Linked DNA regions of Mus musculus: region 2 is linked to region 1. Evidence: chromatin contacts called from ENCODE POLR2A ChIA-PET data. All regions are on one chromosome and are shown on one strand. Each heading gives the region's core, a stretch centred on a gene start or an enhancer-like site at or near the end of the contact. The rest is flanking DNA. Distances are from core to core; before and after follow the strand shown.

The links. ChIA-PET counts read pairs that join two places held with the same protein, here RNA polymerase II (POLR2A).
Region 2: POLR2A ChIA-PET joins it to region 1 with 11 read pairs in Patski. The contact joins the promoter of Nfatc3 here to the promoter of Psmb10 in region 1. POLR2A ChIA-PET finds 5 or more read pairs at or near these places in 3 of 5 experiments (Patski and embryonic stem cell).

Annotation. Positions count from the first base shown.
Region 1 is chr8:105,934,498-105,941,801 of GRCm38, forward strand. Psmb10 (proteasome (prosome, macropain) subunit, beta type 10) reads right to left here and starts at 3,895. Exons shown (of 8, transcript NM_013640.3): 1 at 3,458-3,895; 2 at 3,182-3,269; 3 at 2,997-3,094; 4 at 2,744-2,884; 5 at 2,369-2,484; 6 at 2,199-2,257; 7 at 1,499-1,650; 8 at 1,231-1,408. The coding sequence starts at 3,513. The coding sequence ends at 1,297. It overlaps Lcat (lecithin cholesterol acyltransferase), which reads right to left. Exons shown (of 6, transcript NM_008490.2): 5 at 7,142-7,304; 6 at 5,054-5,643. The coding sequence ends at 5,075.
Region 2 is chr8:106,056,353-106,063,656 of GRCm38, forward strand. It overlaps Nfatc3 (nuclear factor of activated T cells, cytoplasmic, calcineurin dependent 3), which reads left to right and starts at 3,238. Exons shown (of 10, transcript NM_010901.3): 1 at 3,238-3,641. The coding sequence starts at 3,539.

The DNA of each region.
Region 1 (7,304 bases), core at 2,645-5,144:
ACCTCAGCTTGCCATAGGCGAGATATGTGCACAGCATATTTATTATTGAGCTCCAGGCTGAGCTTGAACCGGTGGAGAGAGGGTGCTTCTATATGCAGAGTTACAATGGTGAGTTGGCTTGAATTTTTCTAGGGCATCAAAGGCTTTGACAGGCTCAAGAATACCTCATTCTAAGCCCGGTGTGGTGGTGCACGCCTTTAATCCCAGCACTCTTCTTCACTGAGTGCCAGGAGGCAGAGGCAGGCAGATTTCTGAGTTCGAGGCCAACCTGGTCTACAAAGTGAGTTCCAGGACAGCCAGGGCTATACAGAGAAACCCTGTCTAGAAAAAACCAAAAAAAAAAAAAAATAATAATAATAATACCTCAGTCTAAAATGTGAAGCAGGTGAACGGGTAAATAAAGAACACAGATCAGATATGAGGAAATATGAATTATAAAGGCTGGTGGACATAGGGATGTTTACTAAACTAGCCCTTTCGCTTTACTATCGTATATACTATTTTTCATAATAAAGTCTTGGGGGAACAATCAGGGGCCAAGGGTGTCCAGCCTGGAGGAGAACCTCTCTAGAGAACGTGCCTTATCCATTCTGAAGCCCCAGTGGAGCTCAGCTACTCGCAGGGCAGGGTGTTTCTACCCAGAGGGCCTGGCACTCAGTGAAGAGACCTCGCTATGAAACATTAGCTGTGTCATCTTGCCCCGCAAGTCCACCACCCCTTTCAGCCCAGAGGACAGAGGCTATCTCCTTCCTCACAGTCCCACGTGTGTAGACAAAGCCCAGCTTCTCACAAGCTCACACATGTTCGGTCCTCTGAGGGCTGTCCTAAGTAGAGGAACTGTAGGTGGTGAGAGGTGCTTAGTGGGAACTTGTCAGGAAGTGGTTGCTCTATCAGCATTTTAGCCTCCTAAGGTCCCAGGGTAGCTGGTGGAAAAAGGTGGTTACTGATAAGAAAGGGAAAGGCTAACAGTGGGGATTGTCCATCGGGGTCTTCCAAGACAGGGTACTGGTGGGGTAAGTTTCTACCATATGGAACTATGGTTTGGGGATGACAGGATATAGCTTTCTACCCCAAAGCTTATAGTCCTGGGCTTCTGCACGGATAGATCCCTGAGGTGAGGAGGAGGAGGACCTCAGGCCAAGAACTGGGTCTGTCGTCCTTAGGTGAATACCTCAGCCACAAAACTCCTACAGATGCTTGGCTCACTCCTCTCAAGAAAGACACAGCCTTCTGTTTAAGTGTTTGTGTTTCCCGGATTTATTCACCCTCATTCCAAACTCTACATCTCAGGCCACTTCATTCCACCTCCATGGCCTGCACAGTTTCCTCAAGAAGTTCCAGGGTCAGGGGTCTCACTTCCCGGGTCAGGACAGGTGTGGTTCCAGGAGCAAATCGGTAACGGCCAGCTCTAGAAGGGAGGAGGGCCAGCCTTTTAGAATGCAGCCTGTCCATGCACACGTGTGAACACACACAGAGCCCTCCCTTCCTGTGCTCTTACCTCTGCACAGGCTCGGTGGGGGTGCTCAATGCTCTCTGCAGCTTGGCACCCCCTGCAGTGATCACACAGGCATCCACATTGCCCCCAGAGCCCAGGTCACTCAGGATCCCTGCTGTGATGGCTTCCACCAACAGCTCTTGCGCAGCCTCCAGCTGGGTAGTGGAAATGAGGTTAAATGGACCTAGTGTTACCACACTCTAACCAGGGGACTTGTTAATCTTGAAGTCTAGACAATTTGCTCTTTATGTAAGCTCAACCTCCTTTCTCTCCATCCATTGAAAATTCCAGTCCCTTGGCTTCTGACCCCCTCTCCTCCAAAACTGTGTGCCCTCCACTCACTGTCCTCTGTACAAACTTCTCAGTGTTGCTTACATGTACCCCCCCCCAAGTTGTCTTCCCACCCAGTCTGTCACGTGTTTCTCTCTGGGCCTTAGTTATCTCTGAAGCACATAGTCACTTACTTCTATCCCACTCCCAAGTCCAATCTCAAACATCATTTACCTCTTCCTTCAGTAATGATCCGTTGTGAGCTTCTGCTTCTCTCTGTGGTCTAAGCTTGGTTCCTGACTGGCCCTCCCATCTTCAACTTTACTCAGTCCCTACTCAGTTGTCCCCTTCACACCTACAAGCCTTTCTTATTTCTATACTTGGCTAGGGTTTTTCAGCACTCCCCGCCAGTGAGCATGAAGAAGTCGCTCACCGTCATGTTTGGCTGGAACCGGTCTTCCAACAGTGCCACGGCTGCACCCTGACCAGAGCCTGCAGGTGGGAAGGGGCATCCGAAGTCAGTTGTTAGCTGCGGAGGTACAAACCTTGAAGGTGGGGTTGCAGGAGCAGGATTCGTGTGATTTAAAGGGTGGAAGAGCTCACCAAGGGCAGTAAAGGGCAGACGGCTGTAGGAACCATGTGGGTGCACCTCGTAGAGCTGAGGTCCGTTCAAATCAACCCCGCCCACGACCAGTGATGCCCCCACGTGGCCTTGGTACCTGTGGAGGAGCAGGCAGGGTTAATGTTAGCAGACAGGCCCCGCCCATTACACTGCCTTTTGGTCTGAGTCCCACCCCTTCCTTTGGCCTGGCGTCCTGCAATTGACGCTGCCTCTTCCGGAACTCAGCTTGGTCTGTCTTCTTCCGGTCTCCCTGCAGGTCGCAGCCCCGCTCCCCCCCACTCCACGTCCCGCCTCCTGTCAACTCCACCCACCTGCAGATACCCCGTTTAGGGGTCATCTTAGCCCCACTTGCTCACCGGAAAAGCGTCTGGCGCAGGATACGGGTGACCGTGGCCACCCGAGGCTCACGGCCGGTGGACAGCGCATGTAGTTCCATCTTGGAAGCTGCCATCCGCGTAGTCATCTCAGTGTCCGCAGCTACTCCAGCCCCACAGCAGCTAAGGGACAAAGGGATGGTGGATGTGGACAGGGACGTGCAGGGACAAAGTAGGGAGTGAGCGACAGTGCAGCTTATGTTTGAATATGGGGACTGGTCCGGGGCATACTGACTAGATTTTAGGGGCGATGAAGTGGATCTTCTCGCAGCTTTTGTCCGCCACAACCGAATCGTTAGTGGCCCGCGTGTCCGCTCCCAGGATGACTCCATCCTGCAGAGGCAGAGCCCAGCCTTAATGCCCACCTGATCTCCGCAGTGGCTGCCCTTCTAGCCCTCCAGCCCTTATCACCCCGCTTACTCGGAACACAAGCCCCGCGATGGTAGTCCCGGTCTTGCGTGCATGAGGAACCCGAAGTCCCGGAAGGACGTGTTCCAAGGACGCATTCCTGGAAACATTGGGGTGACTCGCGTTTCAGTTCTGCATCAAGGGAGGGTCCCTGAACCGGTCCCCAAACCCATTTCTACTCATCTCCTGGCTTAAGCCCCTACTTGGTCACCCAACATAGGGTTCCCCCACTCCACCAATAAAACAAGGCACCAGCAGTTCGTGACTAGAACTCCACTCCCCTTTCACCTCTGGCAGTTCTCGAAAGAGAAGCCTCCTGTGGGTTCCACTGCCTGCTTCAGCATCTCGCAGGAAGGCCAAGTGAGAATGCGGGGGTCTCGATGAGTGGATCAGCCAGGGGGAGCAGAGGCGTCTGTCCTGGCTTCTGTGGGGTTTTTCCGGACGCTTCCTACTTTCGCTTTCACCCCCACCCTAGTTCAGAGGCTGTTGGCTGCTGTGTGCATCTTCTCTTTCACTTTCGTCTTTGCTGCTAGTCCCAGATAACTTGAGGAAGGGGCTATTACACTCCTTGCCAGACCTATGGTGCGCCTTAGATCCTCCATTCCCATCTCTGCTGACACCCCCTGAGCACTGCAGGCACATACATGTATTCAGGTAAAACACTCACACACATAACCCCTTAAAAGTAAGTAGAAATGAAGCCCTTGCAGGCTTAGTTATGTGTGTGAGTGAATGTGGTATGTGCATGCCACATGCCCACCAAGGTCAGAAGAGGGCATCAGATTCCCTGGAACTGAAGTTACAGATGATCATGAGCCACCATGTGGGCGTGCCACCACGTGGGCGTTGGGAACCAAACTCAGGTCCTCTCCAAGTGCAAAAAAATGCTCTTAACTTCTGAGTGCTTGCTCTCTCTCTCTCTCTAATGTCTCACATTAAATCTTCTTTAGATGAACTGTCTTTTCTTCAGATCCTAAACTTTTTTTTTGGGGGGGGGGGGCGCTTGAAAAACTGTTTTTCAGTGTAGTTGAGTGTAGCCCTGTCTGCCCTGGAATAAGCTCTGTAGACAAGGTTGGCCTGGATGAGAAGATTAAAGGCATGTGTACCACCACGTGGCCCTAATTTTTTAATTTTTTTATGGCTTATTTTATGTGCGTTGGTGTTTTGCCTGCATGTCTGTGTGAGGTGTCAGCTCCCCTAAAACTGGAGTTACAGACACTTGTGAGCAGCCATGTGGGTGCTGGGTATTGAACCAGGGTCCTCTGGAAAAACAGCTTCTTTCAACAGACGCTGAGCCATCTCTCTAGCCCCATTTATTTGTTTGTTTTTTCGAGACAGGTTTTCTCTGTATAGCTCCGGCTGTCATGGAATCCAAGTTCTTACATTAACAATCCCCAGCCCCAATATCTTAAATTCTATTTATTTGTTTGTGTTTTGGGGACAGAATCTCTGTGGTCTTGGCTGTCCTGGAACTGTGTGTATCAGAGTGGCCTACAGAGATCTGCCTGCCTCTGCCTCCCAAGTGTTGAGTTGAAGGCGTGCACCACCATGCTTTATTATAAATTTCTGTATCCAACCAGAACTCAAAAGTCGACTTCAAATCCTATTTCTCTGTGTCCCCATTCTAACAGCCATATACCCAGATCTGAATATTGTCCTGGGCCCCTAAGAAGGAAGCCACAGAGCAAGCTTCCTGAGCAGCTCAACTAGGACAATGAAAATCTATTTACATATCTCAAAGTCAGTCCAGTCTGGGGCCTTAGCAAAGCCCACTGAACCCCGTGTTCCCCTAAGCCCAGATCAAGCATGCATCAGCCAGGTGATGCAGGTTATCTAAGGAACCTAGTAGTGCCTTCCCCTTAACCCATAACAAACACCCTGCACTTATTTATAACAGCTAGGTCTTTATTCAGGGGGTGGGGGACTTGGGCTGGCAGCTGGCGACTTAGGAGTGCGGTAGGCACCCAGTAGGATGGCATTGATATGCTCCAGTGTCTTATTGCTGAAGACCATGTTGAGGTGATCTGTCTCGTTCATGGGCAGCAAATGTACGGGCTGCGACTGGCGGCCCTGCCACTGGCCACAGAGCTCAGTGCTGCGGGTGGCTACGGTGTCGTCCCCATCTTCATAGAGTGCAGCCACGGGGTCTTTGTAGGGGAAGTTGTGGTCATAGATGTAGGTGTGGGGTGTGGGTCTGCCCACACCGTAGAGACAATATACTTCTACACCAGGTGCGGGGAGGCGCTCCAGTAGGTCACGAGACTGAAGAAACATGTGCCAGCCTTCTTCAAAATGCAGATCTGTGAAAAAACGCTCAAAGTCTTGGACGGTGTAGTTGAAGTTTGGTGTGGAAATGAACACATGGTCTTCAGGCCACACGTGAGGGGCTGGGAGCATCCAGGGGGAAGTCGTGGTTATGCGCTGCTCCTCTTTCAGCTTTATGTTGGACAGGATGGGGATGCCCTGGTTGTCACCTAGGACAGGGGAGAACAAGGTGGGACAGGGAGCTGGGCCTGGTCCACAGTTTACCTCGGCAAAAGCACTCCACCTTGTTTCTGCCACAACCTGATCTTGATTCCAAAACACAGACAAGAGCAGGCCTGGTGTTCGGTTAAGTGCTCCGTATGCTTATTTGCGGGGGCTGGAGAGATGGCTCAGCGGTTAAGAGCACTACTGTTCTTATGAAGGTCCTGAGTTCAAATCCAACAACCACATGGTGGCTTACAACCATCTGTAATGGGATCTGATACCCTCTACTGGTGTGTCTGAAGACAGCTACAGTGTACTTACATATAAATAATAAATAAATCCTAAAAAAAATAAAAATAAGGGCTGGAGAGATGGCTCAGTGGTTAAGAGCACTGACTGCTCTTCCAAAGGTCCTGAGTTCAAATTCCAGCAACCACATGGTGGCTCACAACCATCTGTAATGAGATCTGATGCCCTCTTCTGGTGTGTCTGAAGACAGCTACAGTGTACTTAGATACAATAATAAATAAATCTTAAAAAAATAAAAATTAAAATAAATAAATAAAAGAGGCTATGCTGGTAAGACAGAGCTCAAACAGGGAAGACGACAGGGAAGATGGGGCCTCAAACAGAGTGTATGACAGTTAAAGAGAATAAGGGATATGTGTTTGTGTGTGTGTGTTGGCTATTCTTCCTTAGGTCCTCTGCCTATGCTACACAGTGGTCACAGGACTGCATTTCAGGAGATTTAGACAGTATCTGTTTTGGTTTCTTTGGGTTTTGTTTTTGTTTTTTTTGAGACAGGGTTTCTCTGTGTAGTCCTGGCTGTTCTGGAACTTACTCTGTAGACCAGGCTGGCCTCAAACTCAGAAATCTGCCTGCCTCTGCCTCCCAAGTGCTGGGATTAAAGGCGTGTGCTACCACTGCCCGGCAATGGTATCTGCTTTACATCCAGTCGTACAGTCTGGTGGATCACTCACTAGACTGTAAACTTCACAGTGAAGGCTAAGTCTGGCTACGCCCAGTATACGGTGGTGTTTAGTGAGCAGTAGCTGTATTAGTACTGGGTCCCTGGGGCTACTGCACAAACAGGAGCAAGAAGGATCCCTAGGTTTGGCCCTGCCGTGGCAGATCATGTCCTCAATGAAACAGATTCCTGGGCACAGGGGCTCTGGGAGGTAAAATGTAGCTAAAAGCCATAGTGTACAGGACTTGGGGGCTACCAGGAGCAAATCTGGGGTTGACAGACGACTGGGATTGGCTTCCTCTATCAGCACTCAAGGACTCTGGAAGGAGATGTCCAAATGGTTGCTGCTTTCAAGGGGCTAAAGGACAACAGGTGTGCCCTGACAGACAGACAGACAGACAGACAGACAGACAGACAGACAGACAATATCCCCGGGGCAACACTGAGCAGAGCTGGAGTGACGGCTAGCTAGCTCTGTGATCTGCTTCACTCCTCCTTACCCCACACTGGATGACCACGCCCAAGAGGCTCCTCACCTGAGGCCAGGATCCGCATGGCCTTGATGGAACCACCCCACGGAGCCCCGAGAGAGATAAAACCATCAATGAAGTGGTCCTTCCAGGACTGAGGCTGCCGCAGTAAGAAGTGGAGCACATGCAGACAGCCAAGGCTATGCCCAATGAGGAAGACAGGCTTCCC
Region 2 (7,304 bases), core at 1,988-4,487, 120 kb after region 1:
GAGAGGGTATATGGCACAGAGAGAAAGAATTTCTAAACTTGAAGGTTCCTGGCTTTCCCTAATATGAAACAAGGGACGGGGTTGGGCTAAGCTGTACCACTCCATGGTCCTGAGGCATAGAAGAAGCCTTCGCAGTAGAGCCTCAAGGCTAGGCCTATGGCAACAGAAAGTGTCTCTTGATTCTCAAGCCTGGGCCATCATTTACACAGGAGGGGCAAAGAGTCTGTAGACTCGGTGGTCTCTGTCTACTCTGAGGTTCTGTCTACTCTACTTCCCACCAGGCTCCCCTGAGACATCTGCAGTTGGAGTAGATGGTGAGCAAGAGCTTTAGGGGAAAGAAACCTCGGCCCTAGCTGGGGAAACGGTGAAAGGAGTATGCATGTTGGGGGAGGTGTGTGTGTGTAGGTGTAGGTGTGTGTGTGTGGTGGGGGGACCTTCATGGCCTATAGGCATCTAGTTGCTGAGTTCTTCCTTGTCTCTCTTTCTTCCTCCTTCCCTCTCCCCTTCCCTTCCTCTTGCCCAACACAGTCCATGCTGCCTTTCTTACCAAAATAGTAACTCATTTCCTACAACTGGTTCTTTCCTCTGCTGAGCCTTTAACACCTAAACCAGAAGCCTTTCCTGCAGCCTGGCCCTTTTCTAGATAGTCTCCAGCACTCAATGTCTGGGGGAAAAAAGATGCTGAACATTTAATAAATGGTGGATTTTTCTGTGGTCCCTTATGAAGTTTAGGAATTGACAGACCATGGTCTACATTCTGCATCCCTGGTCAGATTTATATTTTTATTTTTTTAAAAGATTTATCTGACTTTATGCACATGAATGTTTTGTCTACTTGTATATATGTGTACTATATGTGTGCCTTGTGCCTGTAAAGCCAGAAGGCAGCACCAGACACCCTGGGAGTTACAGATGGTTGTGAGTCACCATGTCAGTGCTGGGAACCAGATCCAGATCCTCTGGAAGAACAGCAAATGCTCGGGCTCTCCAGCTCTGCTATCTCGCCAGCTCTGCGGCCTCTACTTTAGCGCAATTCACCTGTTTCAGGTGAAGTCATACCTGGGGAGGGGTGGGAGACTGGGTCCTCGATCTCAATCTAAATTACAAGCATGCATCTACAGACTGGAGCTGAAGTTGCTTTAAGTTTTATGGGAACGGGGAAGTAAGCTGGCTAAATGTTGGGGACCTTATAGGAAAACGGGACCGTGGGAACTAGTTGGTAAGCCTATAGTCTGTCTCGGCTGCAGGTGGGATGTAGCCTTTGGTCTCCTAGTTTCCAATTCAAGCTTTCTAAGTTAGCCCATCTGAAGACAGGATAGCTTGTTGTGAAGTTTTTTTTTTTTTTTTTTTACCCACTTAATAGGTTAAGTCCTTCACTTTTTGTTTTAAGGAAGGATCTCCTGTCCCTAAGCTGTCCTCACACTCACTATGTAAGATGATGATGGGGGCCCGAGCATGGTGGCACACGCCTTTAATCCCAGCACTCGGGAGGCAGAGGCAGGTGGATTTCTGAGTTCGAGGCCAGCCTGGTCTACAGAATGAGTTCCAGGACAGCCTGGACTACACAGAGAAACTCTGTTTCAGGAAAAAAAAAGAAGAAGAAGAAGGAGGAGGAGGAGGAGATGATGAGCTCCTGATCTTGGCCTCTGCCATGTGAGTGCTGGCACTCCAGCCATGTGCCATTAAGTCTGACTGCCTCCTCTTCCTGCTGATCTGAATGCCCTTAGCCAAGTGTTCTATAGAGAAGTGACTATTATAGTCTCCAGCTTAGCATCACCCAGTGACCATGCCCACTCATACAGCATCACCTTTGGTTTCTGATCATTGGTCCTTCCATGGAACAAGCTTTGCTCGTCTTTTGCTTGGATCTCCAGTTTCTACTACTCCTGTAGCGTGTGGGTGGGTGTTCAATGTCCTCAGAGCTCCTATCACAGCTCTAATCTCTTTGCACAGTAATTATATATTTGCTATTCCTCTCTCTCTCAACCCTGATGGGAGACTATCTCTGTATCTCTGTGTCCCTCATAAGTACTGGTAAAGCCCTGAGCAGGAATAAACCAGTCCAAGATGAATGGCTCACGAGCTCAGAACATTCCTTGCTCTTCTGACCCTAGGCTTAGCCGGGGTCCCCCTGAGGCTCACTTAGTAGCCCAGGAATCACTGAGATGCAGAGATCTTTGCAAGGAGCTTGTGCTTGCTCCATTCTCCCAGGGGCTTTTGTGAGTAGTATCAGACTTGCTGTCGTGGAGGAGGTGGTCACTGGCTTCTCCCAACTCCTTCTCTTAATCATGCGCTAAGTAAACAAGACTGAGTCCCCAGACTCCAAGGGATGGTGTCTTGGGCCATCTCATGTCTCACCGGGGAAGGCAGACTCTTTGAGGTGAAACCAAGATTGAAAGCCGGTTCTTTTTGACAGCGTCACTTCCTATATGTGGGCTTTCCTTGCTCGGGTGTCACAATGCCTTAGTCTCACGGTTATGTACTAAGATGCAGAGGCCAAGAAGGGTACTTTTCTCTGTGTCTGCTCAACTTCCGTCAAGGACCAGACCTGGTCCCTCTGATTTAGGTGAGGCCTAGCTAGAATGCATGGCATCCTCTCCGGGCCGGCTTGAGGGGACAAAGGCACAGCCACTGAGACGGGGCCCCACCCCAGAAGGGTGGCTCTGAATCGACTCCAGACTTGTCTCGCAAGGTTTTCTTCGGCTCCACCCTAACCTACCCAAAAGTTCGAACCAATCCCTGGCCCTCTCCAAGTTACGCCATCGAAGTTGGTATGGAGGGATGCGGGGGATGAGTGGTAACTTTTGAGGTGGTCTAACGAACGTATCCACTCTAAACTCAGCTATAAGTGAAAAGTACCTCTGTGGGGCCAAATATCCGGACACCTATAACCCTGGCGCTCTGCTACCCACTTCCTCGACATGAGCTCCGCCCGATGAGGGGGAAAAAGATAGTCTCCAATTGGCCTACGTGGGTTCCCAATCTAATTAGACAGCGCTATTGGCCCTACCCTGGTCTTGGTTTAGAAACTGCGGAAGAAAGAGAGTTTTAACTACAACTTCCGAGAGGGAGCAGGGCTCTGGCGCTTCTTGCTCACGTGACTTCCTCCTCGCAGAGGACTCACGCGATAGGTCGGTGAGGAGGCGGGGCCCGTGGCTGTCAGCGGGGCCAGCGGCCTATGGGCTGCCCCGTCGGGCGGGAGCGCGGCGAGGGGCGGGGCTGGGCGCGCTGCAGGGCGCGGGAGCGCGCCGGCGGCGGTGGCGGCAGTGGCGGCGACTGTGGGGGTGGGGGGCGGGGAGCCTTGGTTGAGGCGACCGTGGCTTTTCTGCACCCTCGACCGGCGGCGGTGACGGCTCCCGGTGCGGCGGGGCGCTCGGCCAGCTTTCTAGGTCGGAACGGAACGCTCGGCCTCGCGGGCCCCGCCCGGAAAGTTTGCAGTGGAGCCGCGACCTCCTGGCCGGCGCGGCCCAGCATGAAGCGGCGCTGAGGAGCCGCCGCGGCCGCCTGAGGAGGAGGCGCTGCACCCCGGGCCACGCCGATGACTACTGCAAACTGTGGCGCCCACGACGAGCTCGACTTCAAACTCGTCTTCGGCGAGGACGGGGCACCAGCGCCGGTGTCCCAGGTCTCGCGGCCTGCAGGTGGGTGCCGGGCCGGCCGGGACTGTGGAGCGTGCCCTCGCCGCGCTCCCGCCAGCTCGCCTTCCCCTCGGTCCCCCTGGTGCGTGCGGGTGGCGAGGAAAGCCCGATTTAATTTGAGGAGGAGAAGGAGGCGTGTGGTTCGGGGCGACGTGGAAGTGTCTTGGCTGCGAGCGAACTAGTAGGGAACTCGACTCCGAGAGGCCAGTGGCCGGCGGACGCCCGGGCTTTGGAGGCAGAGGTTGTTGGGGCCAAAGCCCCAAGAGGTTTCTGGTTGTCGTAGCTGTGCCAGCGTGGTGCAGAGGAAATGTCTCCGAGAAGTGTAAGCGCACTTCGCTGTCTTTAGGCTAGTTGTAAAATTCTTTATTTGAAAGATGCGTGTTTTCAAATTCCACTTTAAAAAAAAATCTACTTTGCTAGAAGAGCGAGTTCGAGTTAGTGTCCACTTGTGTAAATTTATATTCCATCCACGCTTAGTTTCAAGTATACTATAACGGACCTTTCTGAAAACTGGGTTGTTTTGCTTGGGCAAAGTGTTTCTGGAGATTAAAAAACAAAAACAAAAAAACAAGATACGTTGCCTTTTAAAATTACAGTTCTCCTAGAATGTTCTAGAAGGCATTTTTTAATAATTTTAAAAAAAAAAGCTCTTCTCAGAAGATGTTTTAAAAGATAAGTTGGGAAAGCTGGACACCATAATGCTTGCGGGTCAAACCAGTCAGTAAATAGAAACAGGATGATGACTGGGGACTTAACTCTCTCCTGTGACCTGGTTTGGAATAGTGTGGTTCGTTAAGTTCAGCTTCCCTATTACATATGCAAGAGAACTTAGAAAAAGAAGATGGATAAGAGTATTCATGTTTATTCTTTCCAGTATTAAGTGAATTATTTAAATTTTTTCATAGTATTGTGAGGGCTAATACATTGTTTTCTCAGCGTTGCATTGAATCTCTAGGTGGTACAATACCTTTTAGTTCCTTTTCAGCCTTCGTATACTGTTTTCAACGTAATAAATATAAAGTTAAGAGTTGACTGTAGAGCCGGGGCGTGGTGACGCACGCCTTTAATCCCAGCACTCGGGAGGCCGAGGCAGGCGGATTTCAGAGTGAGTTCCAGGACAGCCAGGGCTACACAGAGAAACCCTGTCTCAAAAAACCAAAACCAAACAAACAAAAAACAAAACAAAACAAAAAACCCAGTTGACTGTATTCATTTCCAGTCCCATTAGCATTATTTTAATCAGCCTTAATGTCGAAGATACTAGTGGATACTCACTGGGTAGTGTATACTGATGCAGGCTCCTGCTCCTGATGAAAATTGGGAAACAGATGAGACACAGCTCAAACAGCTATTACTCGGCAAACTAAATTGTCATAAATTTTATATATAAAATAGAAAAATGGGGTTTATGGAGCTGATGGCATTGAGTTGCACTTAGGTTATGGAAATTGAAAAAATAAAACAACTTGTTTGAGTGAATTTGTAGAAAACAAGTTTGCAATTGGATTTGTAGTTGAAATTCCCAAAGATAAGCATGAACAGTTTTGCCAGAAGCCGACTTTAAAACGTTCTGGGCGGTTTTCTCGCCCCCCCCCCAACCCCACCTTTTGTTTTTTCTATCATTTCTTTTTTAGAGTCTAGTTCTGTCAGGTCTGCCGCCTCATCTTCCAAGTGCTGGTATTGGTGGCCATGTGCCACCATAATCAGTGGTCATTTTCTTAAGGATATTTGTTTTCCATTATGGTGGAAATCATATGAAAAAGTAAAACTTTATGCTTTTGTATTTTACTGAGACAATGTTTCAGTATGTATCACAGGCCAGCTTAGAACTGTCCATGTATCCCAGGCTGGCCTCAGAATGGAGATACGCCTCCTGCTTCAGCCTTTGAGACTACTGGGGTTACTGATGTAAAACACCGTACTCGGCTATTTTATTCAACACAGTTGTGGTTTTATGAGTAAATACCACTTACGTTTTGAACCACGACTCGTTTTTCATGGTAGTTAGCATTGTTTTGGTTCTTTGGCTGATTGGTCAGTTCCACAAAATAGCAGATTTTGGAAATTTTGGCCTATATTAGTTCTATGTTTCTCTGAAGGTTTGAGAGTACTTAGAGCACATTGAGGTTTCCATGCATTGAAAATATTTTTGAAAACTTCTTTGTGGAAATTAAAAATGGTGTCACATACCTTGAATCCCAGTACTTGGGAAGCAGAGGTAGGTGGAGATCTCTGTGAGTTCTGTGCCAGACTGGTGGTCTACATAGAGAGTTCCAGAATAGCCTGTCAATATATTTTTTTAAAACAAACTATTTTGTTTTTCCTTAGTATCTAACTTCAAAATGACCATATACCCCAGTAAATAGAAACTTTAGAAGCATTAATATAGTGCCAGACAAAGTATTTACTATAACCAGTGTTTGTGTGTTTCTAATCTATACTTCAGAGGAAGTAGAGGCAGGCAGACCACAAGTTTGAGGCCAATATGATTTATGTAGGACATTCCAGAACTATGTGGTGAGACCATGCTCAAAAAACCAAACACAATAAACAATGAAACTCACCTATGTATAGTGCATTCCATTATTATAAAGAGCAGCTTCCAATACTCTGGTGTTCTGTTTACATCTCTCTCTTTAGTTTGCTGTTAAGATAATCATGATCTGGCAATTCAGTTTTCTGTGTGTGTGAACACATAGTGTGTAAGTTACAGCTCATCTTCGGGTGTCATCCTGGGTAAAGCTGCCAGTCTCTTCATTTTTAAGGCAGTGTCTTCATTGGCCCGGAGCTTTCTATTTAGGCCAGATGTAGTTGTCTAGTGAGCCCTGGGGATCTTCCTGTCTCTGCCTCCCCGGTGCTGCCATTACAAACCTGTACTGCCACATCCAGCATTTTTATATAGCCTCTGGGAATCAAACTTAGGTCCTAACACTTTATCTACTGAACTCTCTCCTTATCCTATTTATTGATTGATTTATTCAGACAAGGTCTTCATATATTATGTATTCCTAGCTGTTCTCTTCTCACTGTGTACTAGAGGGTGACCTTGGATTTTAGTTGGAACCATCGAATGTGATCCTTTTACTTCTCAAATGCTGCCATTATAGGCATGGCTTACATATGCCTAGCTTTCAATTTCAATTTGTTTACTTAAGACAGTGTTCCACAAAACATAGGTTAGAACTCACTCACTTTGTGTGTGTGTGTGTGTGTGTGTGTGTGTGTGTGTGTGCGCGTGTGTGTGCGCGCGCGCACACACACACACAGGTCTGAGGAGGAAGTGCAGTGTTCTGCTTTATCATTCTCTGCCATATTCCCTTGAAGACAAGATCTTTCACTGACCCTGAAGCTATGCTGGTGGCTGGCTAGCTGTAACAGTCCTCCTGTCTCAACCTCCTACCTCACTGCAGTGAGAGACAGTTGAGAGCTACCCATTGTGGGTCCTCATAATTGCTGAGCTATCCATCCTTCCAGCCCCAAAATTTGTTAAATGTTTTCTAGTTTACAATGAGAATCACCAAAAGAAAGGCATGCAACATTATGTATAGTATCTTATCTATTATTGTTTTTTGAAGAGCAGAAATACTTTTGTTTTATAATGTATTTTTTTTGCAATACATTTACTTTATATATCCTCAGCAAATACTGAATATACTTTTTTTTTTG